2 separate regions of the Homo sapiens genome follow, and region 2 is linked to region 1. Evidence: chromatin contacts called from ENCODE Hi-C or POLR2A ChIA-PET data. All regions are on one chromosome and are shown on one strand. Each heading gives the region's core, a stretch centred on a gene start or an enhancer-like site at or near the end of the contact. The rest is flanking DNA. Distances are from core to core; before and after follow the strand shown. Region 1 overlaps LINC02265 (long intergenic non-protein coding RNA 2265). Region 2 overlaps RBM47 (RNA binding motif protein 47).

Region 1 (7,198 bases), core at 2,026-4,525:
CCTCTCATTTGGCAGCGAGTCACGCCTTTAAGGAATAGTTGGCAGGGTGCAGTGGCTCACGCCTATAATCCCAGCACTGTGGGAGGCTGATGTGGGCAAATCGCTTGAGCTTAGGAGTTCGGGACTAGCCCGGGCAACATGGTGAAATCCCTGTCTCTACTAAAAATAAAAAAAAAAAGTAGCTGGATGTGGTGGCGGTGCCTGTGGTCCCAGCTCTCTGGAGGCCGAGGTGGGAGGATCGCTTGAGTCCAGGAGGCAGAGGTTGCAATGACCTGAGATTGCACCATTGCACTCCAGTGGGTGACAAAGCAAGACCCTGTCAAAAAAAAAAAAAAAAAGAGTCAGGTGCAGTGGCTCACGCCTGTAATCCCAGCACTTTGGGAGGCCAAGGCAGGTGGATCTCCTGAGGTCAGGAATTTGAGACCAGCCTGGCCAACATGGTGAAACCCCGTCTCTACCAAAAATACAAAAAAATTAGCCGGACCTGGTGGCAGGCGCCTGTAATCCCAGCTACTTGGGAGGCTGAGGCAGGAGAATCTTTTGAACCCGGGAGATGGAGGTTGCAGTGAGCCGAGACTGTGCCATTGAACTCCAGCCTGGGGAACAAGAGTGAGACTTCTCTCAAAAAAAAAAAAAAAATAGTCTTCTTGCTTGCATTACTTATTTAACTTTTATTGTTATTCAGCTTTTCTTAGAAATTTGTCTTTTTCCTCTAAATATTCCATAATCACCTTGAAGGATGAGATGATGTGTAGTTAATTCTTGTGAACTCTCTGCCCAGCATTCAGTAAATATTTGCAGTATGAGTGGATTTTGCAGCACTATTCTGATCAAAACTCACCTCTCAGTGCCTGTTTCTACTGGGAAACTAGGAAATATTTTTTTTGTTTTGTTTTGTGTTGTTTGAGACAGAGTCTCGCTCTGTCACCCAGGCTGGAGTGCAGTGGCCAGATCTTGGCTCACTGCAACTTCTGCATCCCGGGTTCAAGCGATTTTCCTGCCTCAGCTTCCCAAGTAGCCGGGACTACAGGCGCCCACCACCATGCCAGGCTGATGTTTGTATTTTTAGTAGAGATGGGGTTTCACCATTTTGGCCAGGCTGGTCTCGAACTCCTGACCTTGTGATCCACCCACCTTAGCCTCCCAAAGTGCTGGGATTACAGGTGTGAGCCACCATGACCAGCTGGAAGTGGTTTTAATATTTATCTTAAAACATGTATTCTCATCAAAAAGGTGATCCACTCCCCTCTGCTGAGGGGCTTACAACCTAAGTTAAGTTAAATACAGTTCTCTTTTCTCCAGAAGCTTAACTCTTGAGCTTGTACTTATCTTACTTATCTTGGCTATTACTACACTGGATTTAGGTCAAAGGTAGAATTTTTTTTTTTTTTTTGAAACAGAGTCTCACTCTGTCGCCCAGGCTGGACTGCAGTGGTGCGATCTCGGCTCACTGCAACCTCCACCTCCCGGGTTCAAGTGATTCTTTTGCCTCAGCTTCCCGAGAATCTGGGATTATAGGCGCCTGCCACCACGCCCAGCTAATTTTTATATTTTTAGTAGAGGTGGGGTTTTGCCATGTTGGCCAGGCTGGTCTCGAACTCCTGATCTCAAGTGATCTGCCTGCCTCGGCCTCCCAAAGTGCTGGGATTACAGGCATGAGCCTCTGCATCCAGGCTAGGTCAAAGGTGGAATCTAAATTCATTTAGGTCCTTCCATTTTGACTGGAATCTGTCAGCTCCCAAACACAGCACATCCGTTCCGCAACGGGGATCCACTCTGACAAGCTGGGTCACAGTGGGGCTAGTTTCTCTGCCAGGCGCATTTACATCCAAGGTTGTTTCATCTTGCTCTTAAGGCTGCCCTTTAGGGAGCCATGCTTGGCACAGGTGTGTGCACATTAAGGTTAAGACACTCAGCTGCCACCATCCTCTCACCGCGGACACCAGAAGCGTCACTGCCCAGGGAAGGCCAGCCAAGACTGCCTGGGGAATTGTGGCATGGGAGGAGGGTGACTGCCAATCAAGAGATCTCTGTCAGGCCTGGCTCTCACCACTACAATCATGTATTTCATGAGCATTTATTGGACACCTCTTGTATATCAAATACTGGGGATACCAAGACAAATGGAGCATCTGAGAGATGCTCAGTCTGGCCGGGGAGACAATAGGTAAACAGTTGAGTAACGGGATGGGCACTGTGATAGAAGTATGTACCAGAAACCACAAGAACATAGGAGAGGAAGCACGGAATTCTGCCTGGGAGGTTGGAAAGGGCTTTCTCGATTAGGTGATTTTCAAGATGAGACTTGAAAGAGAAGCTGTTCACTGGTTGGGCATGGAGGGGACAACTATTCCAGGCTGAGGGACAACATGGAAACAGCATGGAGGCCCGAGAGAGTGCAGCAAATCACCTTGCTATTAGAGCTATGTGGGGCCGGGTGCGGTGGCTCATGCCTGTAATCCCAGCACTTTGGGAGGCCTAGGTGGGCAGATCACCTGAGGTCAGGAGTTTGAGACTAGCCTGGCCAACATAGGGAAACCCCGTCTCTACTGAAAATACAAAAATTAGCCAGGTGTGGTGATGCATGCCTGTAATCCCAGCTACTCAGGAGGATGAGGCAGGAGAATCACTTGAACCCGGGAAGTGGAGGTTGCAGTGAGCCGAGATCGTGCCACTGTACGCCAGCTTGGGCGACAGAGCCAGACTCCGTCTTAAATAAATAAATAAATAAATAAATAGAGGGGAAAAAAAGAAAAGAAAAGAGAAAAAAAGCTATGTGGGATGGCAGGCGATGCACCTGGTGAGGAAGGCAGGACAGAGAGTTTGAAGGGTCTCCTATGCCATGATTTAGAGCAGGGCCTTCATCCTGTGGGTGATGGGGGACATGGGAGGATTTCATACAGGCAGGGGAGTGTAACATGGTCAGAGTCCAAAACATTGAAGTAACAGCAGTGTGAGTGGGGACTAGAGGAAAAGGAGACTGAAGGAAGAAGGAACAGCCCCAAGATGGTTTTCAATAGTCCAGGAAATACTACCTTGTAGGGGTTTGGGGTGATAAGAGGGATGGCGTGGGCTTAGCAGACAGGATTGATGGAGCCTGGTAGCAGATGGGATGTAGTAGTATGTGAGGGGAATCTGGGACAACTCCCAGTATCTGGCATGGGGGACTGGGAAATGGTGACTTTCTTCATCAAAACCAGGAACCCATGGCAGGCCAGGGGAAGATAGTGAGTTCCACTTGACCACATCTGAAATGCTATGGAATCTCCAAGCAGAGCTGTCCAGGAAGTGGTTGGTATGTGAGAGTCTGAGCTTTGGGTAGATACTGGTTTTGGATGTAAAAAGGCTGGATCAGGTTTCTCTCTCTATAGACATTCAATAAACATTGTTTTGAGTAGCTAATTAAGAATTACAGGGCACTGGGAAAACAGAAGGATGTTGCAATGTAAATGTGGATGCTCTTACAGTAATGGACTGATGGTTGCAGAAAAGCTCAAGCTAAATAACACTAATTTTTCAGCTATAAATAAACCTGCCTCTGCAGTTGGGGTTTTCAATTACGCAGGAAAAAGAAATGCAGCCATGGAAACGAGGAAGAGAGCTACGCAGAGGGCAGCTCGTGCCTGCAGGGCAAAAATGTTAGCACATTCTAGCCAAAATGGATGGTGAAGTATAGTCTGATCCGGTGGAAAAGAAATGCAAGTCTAATGTCCTGGGTTCAAGTATGAGTTGAGCGTCTGTCACAGAGTATCAGACATGAAGCAAATGTTTGCTCTCTACTTTTAGAGATGTCGTCAGTGTTGTAAGCTTTTTATGTGTATCACCTCATTCAATCCTCAGAACAACCTCATGACAGAGTCTTTGTTCTGCCCCCTTTAGAGATGAGTAAACTGAACACAGAGAGTTTAAACAACTTTCCCCAGGCCACCAGCTAAAACGTGGCAATTCGATGATTTGAACCCAGACAGCCTGAACCCAGAATCCTTTCAGGGACTCTTCACTACTCCTAACTATGCTATGCTGCCTTTCCATGCAAAAAGCTAGGAAATATCACTTTGCACAGCCTTCATTTTCTTATCAGTCCATGGATTTTTGTAAAGAGCAAGGGGCATAATTTATATTAAGGCCTAAATGACAGATGTATATTTTCATTGTGTTTTCTATGATTGGCTCTTCAAGGGAGTAGTGTTTAAAGTTTTGCCCCAAATGTTCTTTTCAAGGAGAGCTCTGGGAGGTCCCATAATTCTGTGACTTTGCGTTTGCAGAACACAGCAGATGACCTGAGCAGCATTCAATCAGTGATCACTGTTTATTGAACTCAGTGTCACAATAATGTTCATGGACTCACAAGTAAGAAAGACCTCGGTTCTATCCCAGCACTGCAACTTGGACATGCTACTTAAAACTCTCCAAGCCTGCCTTCTGTAAATGGGATAATACCAGCAACCTTTGCAGAGGTATAAAGATTACCATGGTAAACTGTTTCCATGGTCACAGAATTCACAATCCAAGATAAAAGAGTCATTAAGCACACAGACACACAAATAGGCAAGCAAAGGTTGGAGAAGCACATTCTAGGAGAAAGGAACTGCAGAAATCTTGCGTTGGCAGGAACTTGACACGTTTGATATACTACAAGGTCGGCAAGACCTTCTCATAAATTTGTGAAGCAATTAGCATTCTTTTAGTCAACAGTCAGCATTTCTCTATGTGTGTAGTATATTTATAACTAATAAAGTAAAACTTATGCTTTTAAGAAAATATTTTTTCCCAAACATTTAAGTGTTAATTGCATGCCTAAATTAAGTTCGTTTTTTTGGTTTTTTGCTTGATTAAAATTACAACACAAATCCATTGGATCTTAAATACCTTAAAAGCCTTTAAAAACTGGCAAAACATACTAGTTATCACAAAGATTACAGAAATTATGACATAACATTGCTTTTTTTTTTTTTTTCAGACAGAATCTTGCTCTGTTGCCCAGGCTGGAGTGCAGTGGGGCAATCTCGGCTCACTGCAGCCTCTGCCTCCCGGGTTCAAGCAATTCTCCTGCCTCAGCCTCCTGAGTAGCTGGGATTACGGGCATGCACCACCACGCCTGGTTAATTTTGTATTTTTAGTAGAGACAGGGTTTCTCCATGTTGAGGCTGGTCTTGAACTCCTGACCTCAGGTGATCCGCCCGCCTCGGCCTCCCAAAGTGCTCGGATTACAGGCGTGAGCCATCGCGCCCTGCCACAATCAATCTTTAGGTTGGGCCCTTTGAAAAAACAGAATCTTGTTTCTGATTTCATGGAACTTTTAGGTCCCTTTTCTCTTCGAATAGATTTTGAGTTTTGGAAACCAGAAGCATATATTCTTTAAATTTTTCAAAATCAGCTTCCCTATCCCAGTTCAGCCATTATTATATATTGATTTGATCTGTTGGTGTGATTGATAATTTAGGTATGTTTTATCAATATCTCATTATAATTATATGATCATCTAAACCTTGCTACTCAATGTGTGGTCCATGGGCCAGCAGCATCTATATCACGTGGGATGCAGAATCTCAGCCTCAGTCAGGCCTCCTGACTCAGAATCTGCATTTGAACGAAACCTCCTGTGATCTGATGGCCATTTAAAGCCCAGATGACTCATAGAAAGGATGCAGCTACCTAGATATGAGGGATGGAGCCTGTGGCTGGCAATCCTCTTCAGGACATGCAACTAATTTGGCATCATGGAACCCACTATTACTCCCTCTTTTCTTATAGTTTGAGGTTTCATTATAACTGCTAAGATTTTCTTCTACCTTGACCAAGAGAAGAAGGCTTGGGACTGAATCCTGAGAAATCCAACATTGAGGGAAGAAGCAGATGAGGAGGAATTGCGTAGGAAGTTAAGAGAAAAGCTGGAGTTTTCCTGCCGTGGAAACCCAGAGAAATGACTGTACTAAAATAAGTAGTGAGCACCTCACTGTGAACATTAGCCATGTTCCTATTGGGATTGTTATGAGTAGCAATTTTAAAATGAAGAACAAATGCTATCTTAGACGGGCTAGAGAAGCTCATGGAGTCTCATCACAGAGGTCTCTCCCAAGAGTCATTTTCCCGGACCTTTGGAAGAAGGATCGATGGTCCCCCACGGTGTTGAACGAAGTGCTTATTTGCAGAATTAACTCACAAAAATGTTAAATTCAGAGGAAATGGTCTGTTCACTGAAGTGTTACATTTTCTTCTGAGGGGTGAGGTGAGGATGTGAAGGGAAAGGATGACAACAAGCCGAGGTAAACTTACTTTGAAAGAATAGTACAACCTTCCCACTACTTTGTTTTCTGGGCCTCCCATAGCACTTCATGCACTGATTTTTTTTAAACATAAACAAAAGGTTTAAATATTGTTTTCAAAATTCCCTACCCAGGACTGGGCACGGTGGCTCACACCTGTAATCCCAGCACTTTCGGAGGCCAAGGCGGACGGATCACTTGAGGTCAGGAGTTCAAAACCAGCCTGGCCAACATGGTAAAACCTTGTCTCTACTAAAAATACAAAAAATAAAAAAAATTAGCCTGGCGTGGTGTTGCGCGCCTGCAGTCCTGGCTACTCGGGAGGCTGAAGCAGTAGAATCGCTTGAACCCGGGAGGTGGAGGTTGCAGTGAGCCGAGAGCGTGCCACTGCACTCCAGCCTGGGCGACAGAGTGAGACTCTGCCTCAACAAAAACAAAAACAACAAAAAATTCTCTACCCTAAAGAATTGGGTAAAATCCAGTCCTCCAAACCAGGGGAAGAGTTAGTTCCTGGAATACTCTATTTTGATCTTGCAGAATTATACTCCGTTAGAAATTAATCCAGATAAGATACGAGAAAACAATAAAGCAGGAACATTCTAGAAAGTGTATTGATTAGGACAACTTGACTCTAATAATCTATTTCTTAGCTTAAATCTGTTAATAGATTTGATTATCATAAGCACTTGGCTATTAGCCAGAAATCCTGGATAAATGGACGGATCACTGTAAATTTGGTATTTGAAGCTGTTATATTTCAAGCTGTTTTTTTTTTCTTTGTATGTGCTGTCTCTTTAGAGCTGGTTAAAAACAGCAGATTTCACATATGACGTTATCTGCAGTGCCCTGTGCAGAGGCCTGCAGGGAGTTTACAGAGACACCTGGTGGCTGAGAAGGTGAAGTACCTTGGCTTTGTCAGAAGATAAAGGATT
Region 2 (7,198 bases), core at 3,376-5,875, 210 kb after region 1:
TTTTTTTGCAACCTTTTAAAAATGTAAAAACCATTAGCTAGAGGGCCACACATAAACAGACAACAGACCACAGTTTACTGATGCCTGACTTAGAGCAATGGAAAAGGGCTGGCAGCATTGACTGGTGACTGCTGCATGTAGTGAGACTAAAGATAGTACAAAACCTCACCAGGTTTGACGAAGGCAACTACCTCTCCATCTGACTTGCCCAAGTCAGCTATAGCTGTGGCAGAGAATTTAATCTGGAAATGCTAGGCTTATATCTTTGAAAAATTAGATAAATGAAGTTGTTGGTTTTGTGTTTGTTTTATTTTATTTTTTTGAGACAGTCTCACTCTCTCTTGCCCAGGCAGCCACCCTGCAGTGTCGTGGTGTGATCTTGGCTCACTGCAACCTCCACCTCCTGGGTTCAAGCAATCCTCCCACCTCAGCCTCCCAAGTAGCTGGGACTACAGGCGTATGCCACCACAACTGGCTAATTTTTTTTTTTTTTTAAGACGGAATCTAGCTCTGTTGCTCAGGCTGGAGTGCAGTGGTGTGATCTCGGCTCACTGCAACCTCTGCCTCCCAGATTCAAGCGATCCTCCTGCCTCAGCCTGCCAAGTAGCTGAGATCACACCTGGCAATTTTTTTTTTTTTTTTTTTTTTTTTGTATTTTTTAGTAGAGACAGGGTTTCACCATGTTGGCCAGGCTGGTCTTGAACTCCTGACCTCAAGTCATCCACCCGCCTTGGACTCCCAAAATGCTGGGGTTACAGGCATGAGACACTGCGCCCGGACTAACTTTTGTATTTTTAGTAAAGGCGGGGTTTCACCATGTTGGCCAGGCTGGTCTCGAACTCCTGGCCTCAACTGGTAACGCCCGCCTCAGCCTCCCAGGACAAATGAAGTTTAAAATAAGCTAGAATATTTTTTAACCTGCTAGTTTTCATTGTGTGTGTGTGTGTGTGTTTGGGGGGTGGGGGGGTGTACGTTTTTATTTAAAAGTGAATACTCCATATGTACCACAAAATTCCAAACCTGGAAGAATCTTCCAATATAGTCCAGTCTACAACTGTTTACCCTTGAGGAAACTGACCTGCTTCAGTTAAATGAGATATTCTAAGTCACATGTTAGTTTGCAGAAGAGAAGGGGCCAGAAACTTGTTTTCGTATTTCAAAATTCATACACTTTACTTTAATGGTGCACTGCCCATTAAGTACTAAAAAATCAATTCAACAAATACTTACGAAGTATTTCTTATATATCTAGCACTGGTTAGGTGCACTAAGGTTACAAAATAAATGTAAGCGAAGATTACTGCCCATAGAAATGTTTTGGGCCAGGTGTGGTGGCTCATGCCTGTAATCCCAGCACTTTGGGAGGCCAAGGCGGGCAGATCACAAGGTCAAGAGATCAGGACCATCCTGGCCAAAATGGTGAAACACCATCTCTATTAAAAATACAAAAATTAGTTGGGCGTGGTGGCACGCCTGTAGTCCCAGCTACTTGGGAGGCTGAGGCAGGAGAATCCCTTGAAACCAGGAGGCCGAGGTTGCAGTGAGCTGAGATCGTGCCACTGTACTGCAGCCTGGCGACAGAGTGAGGCTTTTTTAAAAAAAAAACAACAAAAAACCCTTTTGGTCTCTCACTGAGAAAACAAGGCACACACACTAAGCAAATATATTCTTCCTTGCATTGTCATGTAACTACATATCTAAAATGGGAGCCACCGTAATCCTAGCACTTGGGAGACCTGAGGTCAGGAGTTCAAGACCAGCCTGGCCAATATGGTGAAAACCCATCTCTACTAAAAATACAAACCCTAGCCAGGCATGGTGGCATGCACCTGTAATCCCAGCTACTTGGGAGGCAAAGGCAGGAGAATTGCTTGAACCTGGGAGGTGGAGGTTGCAGTGAGCCGAGATCGTGCCACTGCACTCCAGCCTGGGTGACAGAGTAAGTAAGACCCTGTTTCAAAAAGAAAAAAACAAAAACAAAAATTAGCTGGGCATGGTGGCATGCGCCTGTGGCCATAGCTACTTAGGAGGCTAAGGCAGGAGAATGGCGTGAACCCGGGAGGCGGAGCTTGCAGTGAGCCGAGATCCCGCCACTGCACTCCAGCCTGGGCGACAGAGCGAGACTCCGTCTCAAAAAAAAAATAAATAAATAAATAAATAAATAAATAAATAAATAATAAAGAAAGAAATAATAAAACAGGGCCATCTCGTATAACTCTGTAATGGTGGAAAGTTTCTGTATCTTTGCTGCTATCAGGATAGTAGCCAGTAGCCACATATGTCTATTAAGCACTTGAAATGTGCCGCTGGCTACCATATTAAAAATTTTTAATTTTACAGATGTTCCTTGACTTACAATGGGCTACTTTCCATTAACCCCATCATAAGTAAAAAATATCATAAGTCAAAAATGTGGCTGGGCGAGGTGGCTCACGCCTGTAATCCCAACACTTTGGGGAGGCCAAGGTGGGCAGATCACTTGAGGTCAGGAGTTTGAGACCAGATGGGCCAACCATGGCCAACATGGTGAAACCCTGTCTCTACTAAAAATAAAAATTAGCTGGGCATGGTAGCACATGCCTGTAATCCCAGCTACTCAGGAGGCTGAGGCAGGAGAATTACTTGAACCTGGGAGGCAGAAGCTGCAGTGAGCCAAGATCGTGCCACTGCACTCCAGCCTGGGTGACAGAAGGAGACTCTGTCACAAAAAAAAAAAAAAAAAAAAAAAAAAAAGCATCTAAGGCGGGGCATGGTGGCTCACACCTGTAATCCCAGCATTTTGGGAGGCTGAGGTGGGCAGATCACCCGAAGAGCTCGAGACAAGTCTGGCCAACATGGCAAAACCCTCTCTCTACTAAAAATACAAAAATTAGCCAGGTGTGGTGGCACACACCTGTAATCCCAGCTACTTGGGAGGCTGAAACAGGAGAATTGCCTGAACCCGGAAGGCGGAGGTTGCAGTGAGCCGAGATTGTGCCACTGCACTCCAGCCTGGGCAACAAAGCGAGACTCCATCTAAAAAATAATAAATAAATAAATAAATAAATAAATAAATAAATAAATAAATATTAAAATAAAAGTAAATAAACTTCACGATGGATTTTAAGGATATTAGACCCCCTTTTTTTTTTTTTTTTTTTTTTGAGATGGAGTCTCACTCTATCACCCAGGCTGGATTACAGTGGTGTGATCTCGGCTCACTGCAACCTCCGCTTCCCGGGTTCAAGCGATTCTCCTGGCTCAGCCTCCCGATGAGCTGGGATTACAGGCGTGTGCCACCACACCTGGTTAATTTTTGCATTTTTAGTAGAGACGGGGTTTCACCATGTTGGCCAGGCTAGTCTGGAACTCCCGACCTCAGGTGATCCGCCCACCTTGGCCTCTCAAAGTGCTGGGATTACAGGTGTGAGGCACCATGCCTGGACGATCATGAAGTTTAAAAATTCTAGGTGGAGCATCTTCTGTACTTAATTTTAATTAAATTATTATTATTTTTCTTCTTCTTTTTTTCGAGATGGAGTCTCGTTCTGTTGCCCAGGCTGTAGTGCAGTGGTACAATCTTAGCTCACTGCAACCTCCACCTCCTGGTTTCAAGCAATTCTCCTGTCTCACCTCCTAAGTAGCTGGGACTACAGGCACACGCCATCGCACCCAGCTAATTTTTATATTTTTAGTAGAGATAGGGTTTCACTATATTGGCCAGGCTGGTCTTGAACTCCTGACCTGTGATCCACCCGTCTCGGCCTCCCAAAGTGCTGGGATTACAGGCGTGAAGCACCGCGTCCAGCCCTATTTTTCTTCTTTTTAATCTGAATTTAAATAGCCATGTGTGGCTAGGGACTTCCGTACTGGACATCACAGGTCTAAAATAATTATTATAATCTGGATGAAAAATATGTCACATTCATTCTGTCACTTTTCCTTCTTTTGCCTATGGCAAAAACCACTATGATCACAGGACTCTTTTTCCTTTGAACATGGGCAGGCTTTCAGAATTCTCCATGCAAGGCGAGGCACGGTGGCTCACACCTGCCACCCTAGCACCTTGGGAGGCTGAAGTGGGAGGATCCTTGGAGCCCAGGAGTTGGGGACCAGCTTGGGCAACATAGTGAGACCTGTCTCTACAAAAAGCAAACAAAATTAGCTGGGCATGGGGGTGCATGCGTGTAGTCCCAGCTACTCAGAAATTGAGGCAGGAGGACTGTTTGAGCCCTGGAGGTAGAAGCTACAGTGAGCCATGATCGCGGCAGTGCGCTCCAGCCTGGGTGACAGAGTAAGACTCTGGAATAAATAAATAAAATAGAATTCTCTATGCAACCATTGTCAATGGCATGGACTTGGTTTACATAAAACGAAACCTGTTTGCCATTCCCGATGCAGATTAAAAAAGGTGACAAAGGTGACCTGGAGAAGGAAGGAGTTGAGGTGAGCTTCAGATGAGATCGGGAGTGATCAGGGTGGTCTGGCCACAGACTAGCTGAGCTTCAAAGGATAACATCTGGAGAGATAAAGAGGAAAGGACAAAGAGTATGGGGTTCTCTGTATAGAGGAGAGTAGCTGCGAAGGAGCTGAATGGAGCTCCCCTGGTCCTAGGACAAGGAGGATGCTGGCCTGCCAAGCAGAGAGGGTTGGGTTGGGTGTGGTTGGAGATAAGGGGATAGGCGGAAGGGTGGGTCTGGGTTATGACTTTGAAATTCCAGGACACCCTGAGGGTTTCAGAGGAGCCTGGAGAACACATTTTAGAAAGGCAACTCTGATAGCTAGGCACAGATAGGTTGTACAATGGACATGCGCTCAGATACCAGGGTGAAGGCTATGCCAGTAATGATGTGTGTTTTTCCTTTAGGAAAATAAAACTTGTTTATTATGTAAAATGTATAAATGTCAGAAAAGCAGATATAAAAAAATTAAAATCAGATGTCTACCAACCACAGATGACATTTTGATGTGGTTTCTTACAGTTTTTTTCCTCCTTCTCTGGCTAGTGCAGTAATTTAGGAATTAACATTATGACTTGAACTAGGAAGATGGTAGTGCGAATGAAGAGGAAAGGCCGTGAAAGATATCGTTAAGTGAGGCAGGGGGGTGAGGACAAAAGAGAATTAGCTTCCAAAGACAGGAGTTCTAGACCTGGGTATTCTGTGGGGCCTGAACTCCCAGCCTTGGTTTTGCCATACATCAATCTCTCTCTTTTTTTTTTATCTTTTTTTTTTTTTTTGAGATGGAGTCTTGCTCTGTCACCCAGGCTGGAGTGCAGTGGCGCAGTCTCAGTTCACTGCAACCTCTACCTCCTGGGTTCAAGAGATTCTCCTGCCTCAGCCTCTCAAGTAGCTGGGACTACAAGTGGGAGCCACCATGCCCGGCTAATTTTTTGTATTTTTAGTAGAGACGGGGTTTCACTGTGTTAGCCAGGATGGTCTCGATCTCCTGACCTCGTGATCCACCTTCCTCAGCCTCCCAAAATGCTGGGATTACAGACGTGAGTCACCACGCCCGGCATTTTTTTTTTTTTTTTTTTTTTGAGATGGAGTCTTGCTCTGTCACCAGGTTGGAGTGCAGTGGCACGATCTCGGCTCATTACAACCTCCACCTCCTGGGTTCAAGTGATTCCCCTGCCTCAGCCTCCCGAGTAGCTGGGACTACAGGCATGTGCCACCACACCCAGCTAATTTTTTGTATTTTAGTAGAGACAGGGTTTCACCATGTTGGCCAGGATGGTCTTGATCTCCTGACCTCATGATCCACCCGCCTCAGCCTCCCAAAGTGCTGGGATTACAGGCGTGAGCCACCATGCCTGGCCTTTTTAAAAAAAATATTATTCTTTTTCCTTTTTTTTTTCTTTTTAAATATTTTTTTCCATTTTTTTTTTGAGACGCCTGGCCCATACGTCAATGTCTTAACCACTTCTTATTGGAGTCTAATTAAAGGTCAGATGAGATTTTTGAGACCCCCTTCAACTAACGTACAGATATGTCTGTGTATATTTAAAGTGAACATCACATATAAATAGAAGTAGTTGTCATAACACCACACAAGATCCCTTGATCTCTAGGCTATACCAGTAGCTTATAGCCTCTTGCAATCTGCAAAATTTTAGGGGTAGAGTAATTAAACTTTCTATTCTGAGCAGTGTTACAAAGAGGATCTGTAGCTGTAGTTCATGGGACAGGATATGAATGGGGCAGTGTAAACAGAGAATTCACTTTCAGACAGGACTCCACCAAGCAGAAATAGCTTCTTCCTAGGAGCCAAAAGGTTTTCAAAGCCCAATACATCTTTGAAGACTATAAGAAAAACAATAGTAAAAACAGCTGCTAGGGAATACAGATTATGCTCTCTGAGGCCAGATGCAGTGGCTTACACCTGCAATCCCAGCACTCTGGGAGACCAAGGTAGGCGGTTCACCTGAAGTCAGGAGTTCAAGACCAGCCTGGCCAACATGGTGAAACCCCATCTCTACTAAAAATACAAAAATTAGCTGGGTGTGGTGGTGCATGCCTGTAGTCTCAGCTACTTGGGAGGCTGAGGCAGGAGAGTCACTTGAACTCGGGAGGCAGAAGTTGCAGTGAGCTGAGACCGCACCACTGCACTCCAGCCTGGGAAACAGAGCAAGACTCTGTCTCAAAAGAAAAAAAAAAAAAAAGAAGAAGGGAAAAAAAAGCTCTCAGGTAGGAAAGAGCAATACAAAGACATTCATCAGGCCAATAAGCAAAAGTTTACACCAGAGGTTATCTATACATTTTTAAAAAATACTGATTCCTGGGCTCCCCTTCAGACCAATTAAATCAGAGTCTCAGTAAGTGTTGTCTGTGAATTGATTTGTCTTATTTTGTTTTATTTTTTGAGACTGGATCTCAGTCTGTCACCCAGGCTAGAGTGCAGTGGCAAAAACATGGCTCACTATAGCCTCGACTTCCCGGGCTCAAATGATCCTTGCATCCTAGACCCTTGCCACTCCCTCTCCCCAGTAGCTGGGACTACAGGTGCGTGCCACCATGCCTGGTTAATTCTTTTTTTTTTTTGAGATGGAGTTTTACTATTATTGCCCAGGCTGGAGTGCAATGGTGTGATCTCAGCTCACCACAACCTCTGCCTTCCAGGTTAAAGCGATTCTCCTGCCTCAGCCTCCCGAGTGGCTGGGATTACAGGCATGCACCACCACGCCCGGCTAATTCTGTATTTTTAGTAGAGATGTGGT

Evidence for each region. A loop is a pair of places that touch in the nucleus more often than their neighbours do. ChIA-PET counts read pairs that join two places held with the same protein, here RNA polymerase II (POLR2A). Pooled maps may share reads with other maps.
Region 2: a map of ovary shows a loop between it and region 1 (2.6-fold over the local background). The contact joins two enhancer-like sites. A Hi-C loop is called at or near these places in 1 of 168 maps with a recorded cell type or tissue (ovary) and 2 of 50 pooled maps. POLR2A ChIA-PET finds 5 or more read pairs at or near these places in 4 of 52 experiments (A673, GM12878, activated T-cell and 1 more).

What each region holds. Positions count from the first base shown.
Region 1 is chr4:40,318,461-40,325,658 of GRCh38, forward strand. The region is part of intron 2 of LINC02265 (long intergenic non-protein coding RNA 2265); the gene reads left to right. Among named protein-coding and RNA genes, the nearest start is that of CHRNA9, 13 kb to the right of the region's middle. RefSeq lists an enhancer at 7,004-7,053. Within about 2 kb of position 3,276, at least 2 of the 41 ENCODE cell types and tissues checked have a DNase peak (open chromatin) inside an H3K27ac peak, as active enhancers do.
Region 2 is chr4:40,526,811-40,534,008 of GRCh38, forward strand. All of the region lies in intron 2 of RBM47 (RNA binding motif protein 47), which reads right to left. Among named protein-coding and RNA genes, the nearest start is that of MIR4802, 28 kb to the left of the region's middle. RefSeq lists an enhancer at 1-368. Within about 2 kb of position 4,626, at least 2 of the 41 ENCODE cell types and tissues checked have a DNase peak (open chromatin) inside an H3K27ac peak, as active enhancers do.